Linked DNA regions of Homo sapiens: region 2 is linked to region 1. Evidence: chromatin loops called from intact Hi-C (ENCODE). Cell type or tissue: endothelial cell of umbilical vein. All regions are shown on one strand. Each heading gives the region's core, and the rest is flanking DNA. Links, peaks and the distances in the headings are about the cores only. Region 1 has its middle 6.0 kb from the start of TOPAZ1. Region 2 has its middle 63 kb from the start of ABHD5.

Region 1 (10,468 bases), core at 1,305-9,304:
TGTTATAAAAGATTGCTAACTATTTACAGCAACAATAACAACAATGCATTCTAAGGGGTTATAACATGTATAAGTAAAATATGACAATGTCATAAAGAGCAAGAGATGGTAAGCGGAATTACATTGTTAAAGGTTCTTATATGATTCAGGAAATGGTAAAGTACCAATTTAAGGCAGATGTAATGAGTTAAGGATACATATAATTTCTAGTTACTAAAAACAACAGGTTACTGTTTAACCCCTCCACCACTGCCAGCAAAAAGGATATAAAATAATAAAATATATCTAAATTCCTAAAAAAAATTTTTAAGTCAGGAAAGGGAGACAAAAGAACAGATGGGAAAAACAGAAAGCAAACAGCAAGACAGTAGATTTAATCCAACCATATCAGTAATTACTTTAAATATTAATGGCTAAGGCCGGGCACAGTGGCTCACACCTGTAATCCCAGCACTTTGGGAGGCTGAGGTGGGCGGATCATTTGAGGTCAGGAGTTCGAGACCAGCCTGGCCAACATGGTGAAACCCTGTCTCTACTAAAAATACAAAAATTAGCTGGACATGGTGGCACATGCCTGTAATCCCAGCTACTCCGGAGGCTGAGACAGGAGAATTGCTTCAACTTGGAAGGCAGAGGTTGCAGTGAGCTGAGACTGGGCAACTGCACTCCAGCCTGGATGACAGAGCAAGACTCCATCTAAAAATAAATAAATAAATAAAGCCTAAAGGCTAAATCCTCAAGAGATTAAATTAAGAGAATGTCAAACTAGGTAAAAAAAATAGCAACACCCAACTATATGTTATTACATGAGGCCTACAGACAGGTTAAAGGGAAATGACAGAAACAAATATAACAAAAGATAAACTATATACCAACACTAACCGTAAGAATGCCAGGGGGCTATTTTTAAGAATCTAAGTAGATGGCTCACGCCTGTAATCCCAGTACTTTGGGAGGCCAAGGTGGGCAGATCACGAGGTCAGGAGTTCGAGACCAGCCTGACCAACATGGTGAAACCCCATCTTTACTAAAAAATACAAAAATTAGTTGGACATGGTGGCACATGCCTGTAATCCCAGCTACTAGGGAGGCTGAGGCAGGAGAATCGTTTGAACCTGGGACGCAGAGGTTGCAGTGAGCCGAGATTGCGCCATTGCACTCCAGCCTGGGTGACAGGGCGAGACTGCACCTCAAAAAAAAAAAAAAAAAAGGAATCTAAGTAGTATCGAGGCAGAGAGTATTGCCAGAAATAGAGGGATGTTTCATAAAGATAAAATGGCAAATTCTTAGGAAGATATAGGAATCCTAAACAATTAATAATAAAAATGGATAAAACTGAAAATTGAACTATCAGGAACACAGGAACACAATCATTAAGTATGAATTCAAACTTAATCATATTTTAATTTTATTTCTAACTTTTTAATTAGTCGTCCCTGCAATGAGAAAAATAGTAAAAATGTTGTATATCTTCCCTGCTCCTTCCGTTCCCTTGGTTATCAAAAATCTTTATTTACATAGCACTATTCCACATAGTATTTGCTTGGGTCATGGAAGAGAGGGCTACAATTTCTATGAAAACTTTGTAAATCAATATCTGAAAAAAAAACCACAAAATATATTGGGGGAAAAATAAATTCAGACAAGTTGAGCAACAATAGAAACTGCTTTGTTTTGAGGAAAGTTTATATCCAAACAAAATATTGTACATGTTTCATATATATATGTTAATTGTACATCTATAGAAAATCTGGAGAAGTGGACACCCAACCTAAGAGTGGTTACCTCTGGGAAAAGCTATTGGAGGAAAGACTTTCACTTTTTAATTTAATTTATGTGCCTCTGTACAGTTTGAATTGCCTCATGAACATGTAACCCTTTTCAACCTAATGCTGGCTTAGCCACTTCCTGGATAAACCAAAGCCACACTATATCAATAGGTGCCAGGCAGTATGTGAGAAAAAGTGCTGGATCAGCCTGCAAGCCCTCTTTTCAACTCTATGTGGAAGGGAACCTCGTGAAGTTATTTGTCATCTGTTTTCTTTACTGAACTATGTTGCATTAAGGGTTAGGTTGGGCACAGGATGTAGAACATAATAGCTGCTTCATAAGTATATGTTGACTGAAAGGACAAATTTCTGACATCACTGGGTGTTCCAGGTTTTAAGCGTTGAGAAATAGGAAGCTCCCCCTCCCACCAAGTCAGCATCCATTGACTTACGCCTTGTGTTTCATGCAAAAAGTCCATACCAGAGACTGTGAATTAGATAAGAGAAAAGGACCAGGGAATGTTGTTGGGGGCTGGGGTCGGGGGTGCAGGTATGCATTCTACAGTGTGTCAAGATATGAATGCTGGCATATCATGTAAAATCTTAGAAACTAATGCATACAAGACAGTGTTTTCTCTCAGCCCTTTGCTGAATCTCTTGGCATGGACATGGATCAGAGTGCTGAATATAAATAGAACTTCACTAGTAAACTGGAGATACACAGTACAATTATTAAAAGAGGATTTCCTAAAGCTAACGCTTCATTTAGTGCTTTCTTCATGCCAAGCATTATTACATTGACATTTAATCTTCAGGACAATTGGATGAGTTAAGTATTACTATTACTGAGGAGGAAACTAGGGCATAAAGATTATATACCTAGCCCAAGGTCACAGGGCTGGTAAATGCTGGAGCCAGAATTTGAACCCAGGCTGTTTGGCACCAGAGCCCACGGTCTACACTGCTTCCATGTGTGCCAAGTCTAAGACAACCATTACTGTTGAAGGCATATATCCTGAGGGGTGACAAGTGAGGCCTAGGACTATAAGTTGCCTGATAGTGTCAGTGCTTTTGACCAGGCTGTGGGGATAAGGGGTGGCTACATGGGCAGTGGCTATTGAAAGATAGATCTTAGAGAAACAGAAGAAAGCAATCTAGCTCTTTGGTGCCACCAAATATGTGATGTTCTTCTGTCAATACAGTTCTCCTTCAAAGGAAAGTAAGTATTGAAGACAATGCCAGGGCTGGGAATTCTTTCCTTTTTATACCCTTTTTAAGATGCACATTTGCTCTTGTTTTCAGTCTTGATGTTCTTCAATATAGATATATACAAACTCTTCCCAACACTCCTCTGAATATCCATGGAGACATCATGACATTTATTTTTAAGGACTGACCAGTGGCAAGGCATCATGCTAGGTGCTGAGAGAAGAGAGATCAATATGACACTCTTGAAAGACAAATACCACACGATCTCATTTATATGTGGAATCTTTTTTTTTTTAAGTCAAACTCACAGAAGCAAAGATTAGAATGGTGGGCTAGGGGGTTGGTGATGGAGAGATGCTGGTCAAAGAGTGCCAAGTTTTAGTTAAGAGGAGCAAGTTTTTTAGATCTTTTGCACTGCATGGTGACTATAGTTAGTAATAATGTATATTTCAAAATTGCTAAGATAGATTTCATACCACAAAAAGAAATATATCAGGCGATGGATATGTTCATTAGCTTGATTTAACTTAATCATTCTGCAATGTATACATATGTCAAAACATCACATTGTACCCCATAAGTACGTGCAATTATTATTTATCAATTTTTAAGAGATTGAAATAAGACTATCTTGGCTCTCAAAGAGAAATTTTTCTTCCTAAGGATCCCTTGAATCTGTAACCTCATTTGTCAGTGTTTCACTCTATCACAGTCCTCATCCTTCCCACGTGGACTGTGGAGAGGGTTCCCCAAGGAAGTTGGTTTCCTCCTACAATGCTGCACATTCCTTCCAGATCAGCTTCCTGAGCCATGACCCTGACAGTCCTGCTATTCCACAACCCCTCCAAAAAAATTACAGGCCCCACGCAGCCAACAAATGTTTACTTGGCACCTGTGTGCCAGGCACTGTTTTCATTAATAGAGATATAGCAGGGCATGAAAAAAGGCCCTGTTCTAGCTAAGGGTTGGGGAAGACTGAAAATGAGCAAGTACACTATATGGCACTGTCGTGAGGAAAATCAAACCGGAAAAGTGCATGGGAGGGAACTTCCATTGTAGAGTGGTAGCAATATTGAATTTTACTTGTGCCCTGTGACCCTGGAAAAGGGAAGGATAAGATATCTCCCTGCCCTTATGTTCCAAGAAACAGCTTACTGCAAAGAACCACCTTTCCCCATGTAACTGAGATAAGACTCACAGATACTCACCTTAATTATCTATGACGAGGCCAGACACCAATCTTACTCTGCTTCATAAATCATTAGCTGAACTACTTGTCCCCACTGACCAATTGGAACAAAATGCATGTTTCACACTTTGGTTCAGCTTCTCTCCTTCCTCCAGGTCCCTGAACTTTGGCTCAATATACAGCCCCTCCTGAGAAGAGGCTGGCCTCAGGGTCAAACATTCTGTGATCTCCTGTTGGAACACACCACTCTTTGGAACACGCCACTCTTTGGAACACCCCACTACCCCATACCTCATCTTTTCTAGCTTTATTTACTCCTCCACAAACAAACAAAATAATACACTGAAATGATGGCCCTAATCCAACTTGAATTTTTTTTTTTTTTTTTTTTGAGATGGAGTCTCGCCCTGTCGCCCAGGCTAGAGTGCAGTGGCGCCATCTCGGCTCACTGCAACCTCCGTCTCCCAGATTCAAGCTATTCTCCTGCCTCAGCCTTCCTAGTAGCTGGGACTACAGGCGTGCACCACCATGCCCAGCTAATTTTTGTATTTTTAATAGAGGTGGGGTTTCACCATGTTGGCCAGGCTGGTCTCGAACTCCTGACCTCAAGTGATCCACCTGCCTCAGCCTCCCAAAGTGCTGGGATTATAGGAGTGAGCCACCACACTCGGCCTAATTTTCATATTTTTAGTAGAGATGGGGTTTCACCATGTTGGCCAAGCTGGTCTGGAACTTTTGACCTCAAGTGATTTACCCGTCTTAGCCTCCCAAAGTACTGGGATTACAAGCCTGAGCCGCCATACCCGGCCCCAACTTGAAAATTTGAGAGGGATAAATATTACAAGATCCTTTCCAGAGATGCCAGAGTATGGGCACATCCACCTTAGGCATTCTTAGGTGTGGGGCGGGTGCAGAAGCAGTAGAATAAGCTTGCTTCCGTCTCTCTCAGACCAGAGGTTCTTGCCTCCTGGAGAATGGTCAGTTTGGAAGCACAGGCGGCTAGGCAGCAACCAAGAGGAAACGCTTAGGAAATGATTAATTCACCGCGTTTTTAAATTACTTAGCTGCTCTTGCCTCTCAGGAGCAAAACGGAGAGGTTAGACTAGATTATTTCAAGGTCCTATTCTGCTCACAGATTCCTATTGTGTTCCATTTTGGACTTATTACATTGAGTAATTGAGTTCTTCCGACTCAATGACACAATCAGAGAGGCTCTTAAGATTAAAGAGCCTGGAGTTCCTGCAGCCTGAGGAAAGAGGGTGAGTCATCGTTGGCGGCTCTGATCTGGGGCCCTCTAGTGGATACAAAGTTAATTGAGATTCCGAAGTCTGGACTTCAAGACGTAAAATTACTTGAGACAAGTGGCAGGTTTTGAAACCTTTCATTTTTCTCCAAGGTAAAATAGGATCACTAATTTTTTTTAACATTTGAGAGATACCGATATGTTATTGTCTGCTGAACATTGGATTGGATAATATTCCTAGGCAGATGATTTACAATCAGAAATTGAATAAGAAGCCAAACTTGGAGAAAATGTGGGGAATGTTTAGCAGAAAAGATAAGTGACCATGTTTTGGGAGAACACAAAATTTATTCTTGCATTATTTAAACGCCAATTTCAAGACAGTGAAAGAACATCTTCTGCCACTGTGACTGAACAAGTCTTTGCTTTCACACTGTTTCTTCCAGCTTCCTTTAGCTACAGAGGGGGCTCTCTTACCAGGAAAAAAGAAATTAAGTATTTTAAACTGTAGGAATCTAAAATGCCCCTCAGTGGCATAAAGATTATTTTAAGCTAAAACCATCTGAACAAACAGCAGCCATGAGGGCAGGAGGCGGGCGGACCTTATCTAAACTTCTTTTGCTGAGTTAAGCAGGACCTCCCAGAAAATACCAGCCACCATAATTCCCTCTCTGAATGATTTACAGCCGGAAAAAAAGACTATTATCAATGGAATTAGTAATTGCTTAAACTTCATCTGAACCAAACTTTCCACTCGTTCTTCCATAGAAGCCCTTTCTCCCCCTCCTTTCTCCTTATTCAGTGGATATATAAACTATCTTTGGCTGATTGAGTAGCCGTTTCATCTAAAGGATCCAGAGTGACTACACAAATTTTGTCTTTTCTCCTATTAATATGTCTACTGTCAGTTAATTTGCAGACCCCCAAACACTGGACCCAAATCGAAGGATGAAAAAATATTTCCTTCCATAGGGGAGAAGATAATTATTTTCATAATCATCACTAGGTACATGACTGAGGCACCTATAATAAAAACATACTAACAAGAGAAAAGCTCACAAATTTAAGTTTTACATGACACAGGAGCCTTCAGAAATGAAGACTCAAAGAAATGGTGAAACTTGCGTATTTTTATGCTTAAAGAGTGGACAGTTGTACAGAAGTATAATTGGACAAAGGGGGTGTGATCTAATGGTAATAAACTGGGGAGAGCTTAGCAAGACTTGTTTGTTCACGTTCTTCTCTGTGTCCCTGTGTCTTCAGAGATAAGGATATTGCTTTCTTCCAGGAATAGGAAGGGCACCTCTGGAATGAGGGTCTATGGCCTACTTCAGGAAAAAGTCAGCTGGATTTTATGGCCTGTTTCAGGGCAAAAGGGCAGGGGAGGGTGAAAGTGACCTTGCTTCTGCTGTTTTCTCAAATGCCAAGGTGCCATATTTTGGGGTAGCATGTTCTGAACCTCATCACTCCCAACAAAACAGGCATGTACTTCAGAGAATGGGATAGAAGAACTGAGAAATCAAATGAGGTTTGTGGTGCCCAGATATTAATAACAGCAGAAAGCAACTACCACTTCTAGGCTGGAGCGGCAAAGGGACCTCAAGGCACATAGCCGAAGCTGCCCCCACAGAGAGCCCCTCCAGCAAGAAATGGAGCCCCAGGGGAGATGTACCAGTGGTCTGCTAGGCAGTTCAAGGCAGAAAGCAATGTGGGAAAACTCTCCCTTCTTTATTCTGCCAGGGTTCTCTATTGGTCGAGTCTCACTCAAAGCCAGCTGACCCAGGAATGTGGAAAATGCAGATTCAGGAGCTGGCCCCTGCAAGTCATAGCAGGGCAGAAAAAGGGTATGGAATTGCTCTAACTGCAAACTGGCCAAGGACTGGCATAATAAAGGATAGAAGTTATGATGTTAGAGTTGACAAATATTAGCAATAGAGAGGACTGTTAGTCTTATAGATGTTTGTATAAATAGAACATGAATCTACAAGGTCAGCTTTATGGGGACATGGCCTGTGTAGCTGCACAGGGTTCCATACTTGGTTTAATGTTCTGCTGTCACTGTCTTGAAAGTTTTTAATTTTTTTTCTTTTTTGAGACAGGGTCTCACTGTGTTGCCCAGGCTTGTCTTGAACACCTAGGCTCAAGCGATCCTCCTGCTTCAGCCTCCCAAAGTGCTGGGATTGCAGGTGTGAGCCACCACGCCTGGCTGAAAGCTCACAAACTTCCTTAAGTTTTACATGACACAGAAGCCTTTAGAAATGAAGACCCAAAGAAATGGGGAAACTTTTTAATTTTTGAACAAAGGGCTGTGTGAGTTTTCATTTTGTACTGGGGCCCATAAATTATGTAGCTAGTCCAGAGGATCAATAATCTACAACTTAGAGTTGTGGAATGCAGAGAATGTAGCTCTGCTGTCCTCTTTTCTGGATAGAACTAGGACATTGGAGAAGTGGTGACCCTGAGGTTGACTTCAAGGGCTGGGCAATATTGTCAGCCAGGATGCAGGGACAAGAGCACATGGGTAGAAAAGGAAAAGGGAAAGGACTAGAAGAGAAGGGACTCTTAGGCACCCATAGAAGGTCATCTCTGTGTGGGCTGAGATGCAACCCAATAGCTATGAGTAAACATTCTGCTCCATGTTCTGGTTTCCCAAGTATGTGAGGTCTCCCACTAGGAAGACAGTCTTTTTTGATAAATGATAATGCCTTCCCTCTCCAGATATTGCCATGCATAATAAGTAAAATTATGATAATCATTTCACAGAATAGAACAGAAGATCCAATGGAAACTTTTTATAAAGACATCTAACCTCAAGTTTTCCATTTGAAAGCAGTTTGGTGTGAGGATTTTAAAAGCTGTAATAAAGACTAAAATTTTACTATGCAGAACCCTAAGTATACAGTCCTTCCTCAATGTCCACAGACGGTTGATTCCAGGACCTCTCTCAATACTAAAATCTGTGATTCAGTTCCTTACATAAAATGTCATAGTATTTACATATAACCTACCCACATCCTTCTGTATACTTTAAATCATCTCTACATTACTTACAATACCTCATACAATGTAAATAATTGTTACATTGTTTTTTAATTTTGTATTTTTATTCTTTTTTTTTCCAAATATTTTTGTTATACAGTTGGTTGAATCTGCAGATGCAGAACCCACAGATAGGGAGGGACGACTGCACTTGATTTTGGAATTTCCTATGCTACTAAGTTCTTCTCATTCCTGTTCTACAAATTGTTTGACAGTTATGGGTCATAAAAGTTTCAAATTCCTGGGCCTATAACCAACTTTAACACCATCTGTCCTTAAAGTGGGCCGAAGGCAGTGGGTGCCTGCCAGTGGGCTCCAGGTTCAGACCAGAGGCCGGACTCTTGAATTTTTATCTTTATTTTACTAACATCCTAGTAGCAATGTTTATTTTGAAGGTAGTAAATGTCAGAATTCTATAGAGTCTACCTTTTAATATATATTGAGGCCAGGTCTGGTGGCTCACACCTATAATCCCTGCACTTTGGAAGGCTGAGGTGGGAGAATCACTGTAGGCCAGGAGTTCAAGGCCTGCTTGGGCAACATAGGGAGACTCTATCTCTATTAAAAAAAAAATGAGCTGGGTGTGGTGATGCACACCTGTAGTCCCAGCTACTCCTGAGGCTACGGTGGGAGCATCACTTGGGCCCAGGAGATCAAGGCTGCAGTGAGCTGTGTTCACACCACTGCACTCCTGCCTGGGTGACAGAGTGAGACTCTGACTCAGAGAGAGAGAGTGTGTGTGTGTGTGTGTGTGTGTGTGTGTGTGTGTGTGTGTGTTGAAGTTTTTACTTAACAAATCTATTTAATGTTTATAATCAACTAGGCATTATTCTAACTGCTTTACAAATATTGGCACATCTAATTCTCATGAGAACTCTGAGGACACACTATTTCATTTTACAGATGAGGAAAGTGATATATAAAGTGAGGCATAAAGTGAATGTGGAATGAGCCTGAAGTGCTTATGATAACTTTTTATAAATTCTGCTAGTCTTAAACTGATTTTCCTTTTACTAAGGGTACTTACAAAGAGAAAGAAACAAGGATAATTTCTGTATCTTTTACACCTCTTTTACTTAAGTTCTATTTTATAAAAGCTCCTCAGAATACTTGACCTGAGCTTCTCATCCAAACTGCCATATTAGTCACACTCTATGCATCATACCTACCATTCTTTAATGCATTGTATTCAAATTCACCAGGTCCTTCTTTAAACACACAGAAAGCAAAGATTAATGGAAGGTATCTGCACTTGGTTGGAAGGAAGCTACTAAGGGAGACACACAAGTAAATAGTTGAACTGTGTGTTCGCAGACAGGAAGGAACACTTTACCCCTCAAAGTGCAAGAACAGTTGCAGGAAGGCTTCCTTGATGGGTGATCCTTGCATGAATCTTGAAGGGGAAATATGTAGTTTACCAGGCAGACAAGCAAAGGAAGACTTTCCAGGACTGTCAGGTACAGAAGCACAAGCATAACAAAAGTATATGAAATCTGGGGAACTTCAGGTAGTAGTCCAACGTGGCTTATGGGCAGGCTATGTGTGGTGATAAGAGATAATTTTCAAAAAAGAGAAAATAATGGCTGTCATGGATGAACATGTATTAAAGATTATATTCTCCCATCAGGCAGATTTTATAAACATTGGTTCAAAGGGTAAGTCCAAACAACAAACATTCTAGACCAGGAATGAAGTGAATGTGGAAATGGAGGCAAAACTAGCTTCTTCCACAGTGAAAATGGGAAGTCAATTAAACTTCTATTGGACAGAATTTGGATTTCTATAGACCGTTATTTTGTGTTGCTATCGCTTATCTATAATTTACAGAGTTGTAAAATAACTCCCATAGAATCAGAATCAGATAATTCAGAAGGGTGACTTCTATGTAGTTTTCCATCAAAGCACAACTTTTACCCTACAGTGGCAGTAAGAGAAAACTAGTTAATTTTTCAGAGGCCACATCAGATAGGGTCACAGATACCACACCAGAGTTTGGATTTCTGTTAGTTTTAGTCTTTG
Region 2 (10,468 bases), core at 926-8,925, 480 kb before region 1:
TGATCCCGGTTATACCGCCTGTATATGCGTATGCAGTCTTGTGCTAGGAAGTGGCTGAAGCCTCTGTTCTGTAGTCTCTGCTGATTTCTGTGTTGTAAACATTTCCCCCACAGCTGATATCAGGCTATCCAGGAGACGTCACTGAGCACAGAGTAAGGAGGAGCTGGGCAGTAGCCCCCATCAGGGAGGATTCCACCATCAAGACACAATAGATACCAGACCCTTAAGAGCATAGAAGACAGTAAGACGCAGTAAAATAATTAAGAAGTGATGAGTTTGGGTATTTATTACCTTTGTTTTTAATATAATTTATTTAATTGTAAGTTTATGAAATTTAATTTTACAATGGCTGTGTTTAACCACTGGTTCACAACGTTTCTGATCATTTAATAAGTGACTTTCACGGGCCAGTGATGAGCCTACGGCACTGCACTCCAGCCACTCAGCAACTCCATGTCCCCTCATATCTATCATCCTAAATGCCACAAGGGGTGAGTCTGTGGGCTCAGCTACAGTGTGGCTTCCCTTACCTCCACCCTCTGCTCCCAGCCTACCCTCTCTCTCGCAGTGTCTCCGAGGGAACTGCAGATGAACTTTACTTCCTGGAGGGAGTGAGCATAATGTAGTGGAAAGGGTTTTTCAAGTCTGCCATTCACTTAGAATGACGTTGGGTGAGTTACTTAACTAGTCTGAGCCTTGGTCTCTCAATCTCTAAAATGGGGTAATAGGAGTTACTTCATAGGGTTACTATGCTTTTGATAGGGATTGTTAACTATATCCCAATATCTATGCCTCCCCCACCCCCCCCCCACCATTTACAGAGCAGTAGAATTTTTAGCTGAACAAATACTGTGTGGATTGAAGACTGTGCTTCCCAGCCTCTATGGCAGCTAGAGAAAGAAGTTCTTTTTTTTTTTTTTTTTTTTTTTTTGAGATGGGGTCTCATTCTTTCACCCAGGCTGGAGTGCAATCGTATGATCTTGGCTCAATGTACCTTCCACCTCCTGGGCTCAAGAGACTCCCCCACCTCAGCCTCCCAAGTAGCTGGGACCACAGGCATGCACCACCATGCCTGGCTAATTAGATAAATAAATAAATTCTGCTTATTGGGATAAAAGTGGAAGTGATGTGTGCAATACCCAGGCCATACCCTTGAAAGGTAAGAACATGCTTCCCTTTCCAGTGTTCTCTCTTTCTGCTGGCTGGAATGCTGATGTGATTCTAGGAGTAGAAGCTGCTATCTGGGCCGGGCACGGTGGTTCATGCCTGTAATCCCAGCACTTTGGGAGGCCAGGGCAGGAGGATCACTTGAGGTCATGAGTTTGAGAACAGCCTGGCCAACATGGTGAAACCTTGTCTCTACTAAAAATACAAAAATTAGCCAGGCATGGTGGTGAGCACCGCTAGTCCCGGCTACTCAGGAGGCTGAGGCAGGAGAATTGCTCGAATCCAGGAGGCGGAGGCTGCAGTAAGCCGAGATCGTGCCACTGCACTCCAGCCTGGGTGACAGAGGGAGACTCCGTCTCAAAAAAAAAAAAACAACAACAACAAAAGAGAAGTTGCCATCTGGACCATGAGGGAGAAGCCTCATGCTGAGTGGCAGAGGAACCAGGTACTAGGAGCCTTGGTCTGATAATCATGCGGTTACCTTACCAGCCCTGGTCTACCTACTCAGCTTTTTATAAGTGGCAGAAATGGTATTAAGCCTTCATAATTTTGAGTTTTTTTTTTCATTTTTGTATTGTAGTGAAATATGCATAACACAGAATTTACCATTTTAAGCAATTTTTAAGCATGCAATTCAGTAGAACTAAGTACATTTACAATGTTGTGTGACCATCATCATGATCTGTTTCCAGAATAGGTTTTTCCCATCTCAAACAGAAACTCTGTATCCATTAAATAACAACTCCATATTTTACCCTCTTCCAGCCCCAGATAATCCCTATCTTACTTTCTGTCTCTATGAATTTGACTATTCTAGGTACATACAAGTGGAATCATACAATTTTTGTCTTTTGTGACTGGCTTCTTTCATTTAGCGTGATGCCTTCATGGTTCACCCATGTTGTAGCATGTGTCAGAATCACTTTCCTTTTTAAGGCTGAATAATATTCCATTGTATGAATGTATCACATTTGCTTATCCATTCATTGGTCAATGGACACTTGGGTTGTTTCCACATTTTTGGCTACTGTGAATAATGCTGCTATGAGCATTGGTGTACAAGTGATTTTGAGTCTTTTTGTTAAAGCAGTGGAAACAATATACTAACTAACACTGGTCTTAAATAATGCACACAGTGTTGTTGCAGTGCCTGGCATATATTTCCTCTCTTTGCTCTTTTTTTCTTTTTTTTCTGGAGAGTAAATCAAGGGATGTGGTAAAGAAAAGTTTGGGATGAAACCAGTGGCTGGCTCAGACCAGCTCACAAAAGCCAATGGTTACATTTTCAGTAAATTTGAGAGCTGGGTGTTAAACTCATGTTGACTTGAAATTGGCCATGGTGGGGGTATTTACACTATGGTAATTGGCAAACAATATAAATCGGGGTTTTTTTTGGTTTCTGAGAGAGCTGGTTGTTAAACATTATGAGCACCTCCCTGGAGAAAAACCTTCTTTTGCTGGAGGCCCACAAGACTTTGTTATAATTCCATCTTAGGTGGAGGAGGCTGTGAAAATTTTGTTAATTATGTTGTTTATGGGTGAGCATTGTTGTATGTGAGGTTTATGAAGTAGACATTTATTTGTGCATGTATGTATGTATCCTTTCTGAAAATTACCTAAGGTCATGGCAGAGAGGAGACTAGCTAGACATGTTTGCTGTGTGTTGAGGGCTAGGAGAGTGCTTCATGTTGAGATGGCTGCTGATAAGTGGAGCCTCCATCAGCCTGGGGACCCCTGAATGATAAGAATTCACAGAAGCCCCAGCTGCCCTGTGGTGGACGGGTAGCACGAACAAGAAACGCGCCTTTGTTATTTTAAGCCAGTGAGGTGTTGAAGTTGTTTGTTCTGCATCATAATCTAGTTTATCCTGACAGATACATCCCCCAAGTGGAGATGTCTGGTAGGTAGCTGCATATATAAAAAGAGTGTACTAGACTCCATGTAAACGGCATTTAAATCCATGGGATTAGTTGAGCTCTATAAATGGAAAAGAAAAGCGGTCCAAAGACAGAGCTCCGGGGGTTCATCTATGTGTAAATGTTAGAGGGATGAGGAGGAACCAGAGAAAGAGTGAGAAGGGGTAATTGGCTAGTGGGAGGGGGAAGGCCAAGAATGTGGGGTGCTGGAAGCCAAGTGAAGAAAGGATCAGACAGGAGGAAGGAGAAATTTACAGAATGGTTGGGAGTGTAAGTTAAGGCCTGAGAGTCATCTTGGCACCAGCAAAGGGGAGGTTTCTGGGGACTTGCGAGGGGCCAGGGTACAGGCTGACTGCCATTAACTTACTGATACTCTCAACCATTCAGTACATTTACAAAAGATTGGAAGGAGGAGAGCTAGAGAGAGGGCACATAAGCCTTCCTAGGACTCTGATGCAAAGGAATGACAGAGGAGGCAACACCTGGAGAAGGACGTGGGGGCAACAGAGGGCTTGGGGAGAATTGCTGGAGCTGTTGAGCGAGAGGGAATACGGGACCTAGGGCAAAGGAGTTTCCCATAGCTGGCAAGGTCCATCTCCAGGAACAGGAGTGAGGGGAGAACGGAGACACAGAGCTCAGAGGATGGGGGAAAGCAGGTGGGCGCCTGTGCAATGCCTCCTCCATGTAATGGGAAGCTCGTCACCAGAGGGAGGCTGTGAGGCTCTGAGGGAAGAGAGAGGCAGCAAAGGCAGAAAGCCCCTGGACAGGGTGGGGCCTGTGATAGGCAGACCTCTGGGGGGCTGCTGCCCCTGCTCCCACTCCCCATGTGGGCAGCTGTCCAGCTGCTTTCTGCCCCACCAGCCTCAGGGAAAGAAGATCTCAGAAGGCAGAAAGGCAAGGGTAAAGGGTAAGGCTGGCCTGGAAATCCTTCCCTGCTGGCTATCTGCCGCCAGGTAGAAGTAGGCCGCCAGGTAGAAGTAGCCCACCTGTCCACCAGCCAGTCAGCGAGCAGACCTCCATCTTCTTTATTAAACACCTTCTAAGCTCCTGACACTGAGTGGTTGCTGGGTATATTAAAGTACTGTCTTTCCTACTAGACTCACTGCTGTGTCATGTGACTGGAGCTCAGTTGGCAATGAGACTCTGAAGGAGGAGCAAGTCTTTCTGCCTAAGAGGTGAAGGCAGAACTTTGTAGGAGTTGGCATTAACAAGTCAGCAGTTTTTTTTTTTTCTTTGTTTTGAGACAGAGTCTTGCTTTGTCACCCAGGCTGGAGTGCAGTGGTGCGATCACGGCTCACTGCCATCTCTGCCTCCCAGGTTCAAGTGATTCTTGTGCCTCAGCCTCCTGAGTAGCTGAGATTACAGATGTGTGCCACCATACTTGGCTAATTTTTTGTATTTTTAGTAGAGATGGGGTTTCACCATGTTGGACAGGCTGGTCTTGAACTCCTGGCCTCAAGCAATCCACCCACCTCAGCCTCCCAAAGTTCTGGGTTACAGGCGTGAGCCACCGTGCCCTGCACAAATCAGCAGTTTTTCGTTTTGTTTTGTTTTTCTCGGAAGAAGACCAGAAGGGCATTCCTGCAGAGAGAATAACATCGGCCAAGGCACCCAGGTGTGAAGGTTTCAGCCTGCTGGCCTTACCTGCTGTAGAAGAGGCTCCCAGTGCAAATAAGTCTTTGTAGCTGTCAGGAGAAGGTTTCTATGGAGAAGAATATTATTCAGGAAGCCTAAGGGGGCTTGATGGACAAGGACACAGGGAAGTGTCCCAGGGTGAGAGGGAGACCAGAAAATGGACCCTTTGGTTATGGTAGGCCCATGTTCACTGAACTGAATTGTTCAAAATCCAACTCTAATGTCTGTGATGGGGACCCTGCAGGGGCACCCTCCTTTAAGTCAGTAGTCAGAAGCTGAGCTTAGTCACTAAATTGGCAGTGTCACCTCTGGAAGGGACAGCTGTAGTATTTAAGTCACATGTGAGCCATCACATTCCTGAGTTATTCAATCACAAGAAAATTGATATCTCAAATCTGCAGAGGAGAGGAAATGAGCTAATATTTCTTGGGGGCTCTTTGAAATAGCAGATAACATACTAAGTACTTTGGCATTTTCTCCCTTAAGCCAACACCTTCGCTTCTTGTACATGTTGTATCTATTAAGAAATAGGGGCTCAAAGATGTGCTGCACAACTGACACAGAGCCAAGGTGGCCAACTAACAAACCTGTGCTCATTCCCAAATGGCATGAACCCAAACATCTGTGGAGGCCAAGCGAACATCAGCTCAGGTGTGATGATAAAGGGCAACTGAGCCTCCCCTTAATTAGAGGGAGTGACAGGGGGACTGTGTGCCTCATGGGAGTATAAGCCCAATCTTTCTGTACCTTTTAGCTTTTCCAAAGAAGCCAGAAATCTGGATTTTGAATGAAGTTTCCCATGTCTGAAGTATAATTACTTAAAACACTGTGCTGCCCAAACAAGACACATTGATGGGTTAGCCCCCAGCTGTGAGTTGCCATATTCCAAGTGTCCTAGTTGGGATTGCATTTAGCTGTGTGTGACACATTCCTGCTAGGGTAGTGCAAGCACAAAGGAATTTGTCTTCTCCCATAACGAGAGGTCTCAGGAGGTAGTACAGGGCTGACGTGAGCTCTGCAATGCTGCTGTCATTGTCCCAGCTGTGTTCATCTTTCTGCTCCATTCTCTTGAGTGGGAACAGCAAACAAAATACAGTTAGCCATCTGTGTCCATGGGCTCCGTATCTACAAATTCAACCAGGATGAAAAATATTTGGAAAAAAATAATGCAAATAAAAAACCAATGGAGTGTAACAACTCTTCAAATAGTATTTACATTGTATTAGGTACTACTATAAGTAATTTAGAGATGATTTAAAGTACAGGGGAGGATGTATATAAGGTATCTGCAAATACTACTCTGTTTTCTATCAGGGGCTTGAGGAGAAATCTGCAGATTTTAGTTTTCAAGGAGGTTCTGGAACCAATCTCCTGCAGATATCGAGAGAGGACTGTACTCAGCGTGTGTAAGCAAGGCAAGATCAGGGATCTGTCTGGTTGAAGTTTGCTTGCATTGCTCTTGGTGCAGACCTCCACCAGTGAAGTAAATCTGTAGAGGTACCTGCTGTGGGAAGAAGCCATTGTCCCCTCTGAGGGGTGCTTTCTTCTGAGTTGGCATGAGCAAAGAGGAACTTAGAACCTGGCTTTAGCTCTGCAAGTGAAAATTTCCTCCAAGTAAAATAAGAAAGAGTCTACATTCTTCTCTTACTGAAGCCAATCTAGAATGTCCTCTTCCCTCCCCTGATCTCTAGCTCATCTCACCCAGGTGCAACTTTCACATTCTTTCCATAAAAATTCTCTGGATTGATAAAAAATCAATCTACCTGAGCTGGATGAGAGATGAAACCATCCCTTGATATAAAGATGGTTTGAAGTAGAAGGAAAACCTCCCTGTGCAGGGGTGAGGCTGGGTTGGAAGAGAGTTGGAGGCTAGGGAAGTGTTGAGTGAAGGTCCTTCCTGGGACTCATGGACTTCAGCATTTCCAGGGAGACAAGGTGAGTGGAGTTTCAGGCATACCCTAGAGTGTGTTCTTTTCTACCTGCAATATTCATGAACAAGAACACTATTTTATTTTTCCTGTTCTAGGGAAAATTCTCCCAAATGGTGAGATAGGGAGAAAAGCCCTCCTCCTCCCTCTGGCCTCCACCCAGGCTCAGGTTTTTTGTTTCAGCTGCAAGGGCTGTGGCTGGTATCTTTTCCCCTTCTCTCGGTGAGTGGGAGGAGCTGCAGAATATGTTAATTCACACACATCAAAGATACACAAAGACCCAAATGACTGCAGAAAAGAGAACAACAGGATGCACAGAGCCTTAGCCTAATCAGTTAACTTACATTCTTTGCATAGAGGTTTGGAAGAAAAAATAATTACCAGGCTAAGGAAAGCCTTCCTAGCTTCCAAAATTCCAATGACTTTCTCCACCAGGATTATGCTGGGATGTGGCAGAGGGCACACCAGAGTCTGTAGGGCTTCCACGCAGGATATTCAAGTCTCAGGTGGTCGGCAGGCACAGCTTTCACAGCCAGGCCTTGCTTGGGACTCGGCCCCCGAGCATTGGTGAGAATTCTATTTAGGTCTTCCGTCTTTGCACATTTATTATTACTGGTTCTGGTGGGGTGGTTCTCTTTGAGGCAGTTTACACCGTGAACCTGAGTTGAACTCAGGCTCTGGCACTTACAACCAAGTGACCTCGCAGGTCTGTTTTCCCAGAAGCAGACCACTAGATAAACCTTTGCACGAAAGTGTTTCATTGCAGAATACTCCTAGGAAAATACAATAGGGGGACAGGAGAGTGGGGCCAGGAAGGGAAGGAGGCCAGGCAGGGTGCAAAGGGGCAGCATCGAACACAGTCCCATAGAAGGAGGAGGAAAGGCTCCCACTTGGCTCAATTCTGGTGGAGCTCTGGGGTCAGTGGAGACCACACCTGAGTGTGCCTGTCAAAGGCAAGGGAGCTAGAAACATTTATAGCCCTGCACCCAACAGTCTAAGGTTCAGGGCTTACCTGGCACACCTAAATTCCCAAGGACCCCAGACTCTTGTGGGTAGGCAAAGTAGACCCTGGTAGTCAGAGGCAGCTGTTCTCAAAAGTGACAGAAGCCAGGCACATGGGAGTTGTTGTTCACAACACTTGGGCAGTGGCTGAATCTGCTACAAGTGACCTCAAGCAGTTGACTTAGTCCGTAAGACCCATGTGAAAAACGGGGATTATAATGTACCCTCTTCACAGGATTGATGTAAGATCAAATAAGATGATACATAAATGTAAAGCACCCTGACAATTACTGCTCAGACATGGTGAACTCTCACTAAATAATACTATGATTATGCCGAACAATGGCACAAATTTAACTTCTGGATCTGTAGCCTATTAAGTCAACCCACCTTTCTCCTGTCCCCATGAAAGGCATGGCTACTCCATCCTGAAGGACCCTTGCCTTGTCATCCTTGTTGGGGCTGAAATCCTGGTAGCCATCATCAATCTACCTGAGCTGGATGGGAAGTGAAACCATTTACCTGCTCTGAAGTGGAAGGAAACCCTCCCTGTGCAGGTGGCCCGGTTCCTGCTCCCTGAGCCCTTCAGCATGGCTGTTCCTACCTGCCAGTGTGGCTCCTTCAAAGGGTTCCATGCTGAGAGGCTGGCTGCTCATTTTGAAGATGTGGATACCACTCAGATATTTTTGGAACTTGACTTTAAAGCCTGTCTAGTTCATGGAACAGCAACGTCAATCACTTTTTACTGAGCATGTACTACGTGCCACACATTCTACCAAAGGCTTGCTAGGCAATAGTTACTTAATGTTCACAGTACCCTGGGAGGTAGGTGCCACTATCTCCATTTAAAGATTTCCCCTCAGGGATACTGAAGTTGGAGGTCTTAAGAAGCTTCCTTAAAGTCACACACTCAGGAAGAGGCATCTTGTCTACCTCCTTAGCCCACGTTTGGAGTCATGTGCAATTAATCCACTCACTCCTTAAACCTATGCATTCCCATTTGTGCGTATCGAATTTTATAATTATTTCTAATCTGCCTCTAAGATTTAATAGAGGTTAAGCTTTCTATGTGAGCTCACTCTTTCTTTCCTTCTTCTTCTCCTTCTTCCTCTTCCTCTTCCTCCTCTTCTTCTTCTTTTGTTGCTTTAATAAAAGTGTTTAAAATAGCAGTTACCAGAGCTGCTGTTTTCTCTGCCTCTTTCGCCACCAGCCCACTGCCCTCATCACTGATGTTTATCTCGTGAGACCTAGGCCCCAGTTCTTTGCATTTAGAGGAGACAGCCCACAGTCCTGCAGATCTGAGATCTTGCAGCCTTTTTGCAATGACTCTCAGTTCTTACATCTTACATGAGAGTCATAATCCTAGGTCAAAGGTCAGTTCTTACAACTTTCAGTGAGAGTCATAATCCTAGGTCAAAGGTTTTTGGACTCCTTCCTCTCTTAGAGCTCTTCTGCAAATGATTCTTATTTGTGCTCAGCCAAATGTGCCTGTCCTGAAGGAGACAGGTACAGGGAAAAGAACAATGACTGCTTCTGCCTTGCTTGGCCCCCTGGAAGTGCAAAAAAGCTTAAGGTGTCACCAGCTCTGCAGTCCACACCAGCCTCTTCCTTGCCAGTTAATGGCATCTGTTCACCAACCAGCAGCAACCAGCTCATACCTCAGCCATTCTCCTTTCTTTTCTGCATTCTGAACACCAAGTGCAGAGACTCTGCACTTTTTCCATCTTCTGCACATGATATTTTCACAATGTACCAAAGTTCATTGTGGGCAGAGACTGTGTCTTAGTAAACACTATAAGAAACAGTGTATAAAGCACCAAGACAAAATTAAAAAAAAAAAGAAAAAAGAAGAACTAAGATATGGGCCCTACCTATCTGGAAGCCAGGTTTGCTGACCAAAGAACTCCCCCTGTGCCAGAGAGACAAGTCAACAGTGATGCTTGTGGAATTCTCTGGTCCCACCATGTTCCTGATTATCCACAAGAATCCTCCCCTTCAGTAGCAGCTGTGGAAGGGGGCCCATGCTGCCATGTAACCTTGGATGAAGTTTGCTCTGGATTAAGGGGCTGTTCTGGAGATTTATCAACCTCACCCCCTTCCAAATGGAAAGTGTTTTTGAACTTGCCTTGCTTGAATTGCATTATTGTATTTAGGATGTGTTAGTGAGGACTGTTGTTACAATCAGGTTGCAAAATTATGAGGAGGAAACACAAGGCTTGACTGTTACAGAACCAGGGAGAAACAGATTCCACTGGAGATTGTGGACTCTGAGAAAAATGGTTAACAAGGTCATCTCTGGGTGTAGTCACACAGCTGTGACTGTGGGTGTCTCTCACGGGTAAGTGCATGTTTGCACTTTTAGATCTTGGTAAATGCAGGATCCTTTAAAAATGTGCTATGAGAAGAAGGATGTGTGAGCCTGGCAGGCACAGAAGTGGAATGAGTGCACAGGTTTCCTGGCCCGGTCTGCCTCGGCCACTTCCAAAGAAGTTGCCTTGCCCACAGAACAAAAATAGAACAATCAGCCTTTACCTTCAACAATTGAAACCAAGGATGCAGATGTCGCAGGTGACTGGTGTGAAGCCAGGAGCCTTGTTACAGAGGCCTGGGTGAGGTGAGCCAGCAGGGTAGGAGGGCCAGGGGAGGAGGGAGGAGAGGAGAGTGCTATTTGGCTTTCTGAGGGCCTTTTTTCCCTGTAGTGGTGGAGCTGCCTCTCTTCCTGCTGTTTTTCCTGGGCAGCTCCTTCCTTCCCATAAACTCCCCTTCCTGACCAGTAAGAGGGCTTCTGATTCTTGTAACCCCTGACTAGGGCAAATGCCG

What was found. A loop is a pair of places that touch in the nucleus more often than their neighbours do. Peaks named below come from ENCODE experiments on the same cell type or tissue, not always from the same donor. Only the 100,000 strongest peaks of a DNase experiment are listed, where the experiment ranks them.
Region 2: a loop joins it to region 1, with 4 times the contacts of the local background. A loop is called at or near these places in 3 of 110 quality-filtered maps.

The regions. Positions count from the first base shown.
Region 1 is chr3:44,230,676-44,241,143 of GRCh38, forward strand. No RefSeq gene overlaps it. Among named protein-coding and RNA genes, the nearest start is that of TOPAZ1, 6.0 kb to the right of the region's middle. In endothelial cell of umbilical vein, for the core only: a CTCF peak has its summit at 5,447 (motif pointing left); a DNase peak (open chromatin) is centred at 5,346; H3K27ac peaks cover 397 bases.
Region 2 is chr3:43,748,835-43,759,302 of GRCh38, forward strand. No RefSeq gene overlaps it. Among named protein-coding and RNA genes, the nearest start is that of ABHD5, 63 kb to the left of the region's middle. RefSeq lists an enhancer at 4,411-5,610. In endothelial cell of umbilical vein, for the core only: no CTCF peak of the experiment used is centred there; a DNase peak (open chromatin) is centred at 5,097; H3K27ac peaks cover 1,112 bases.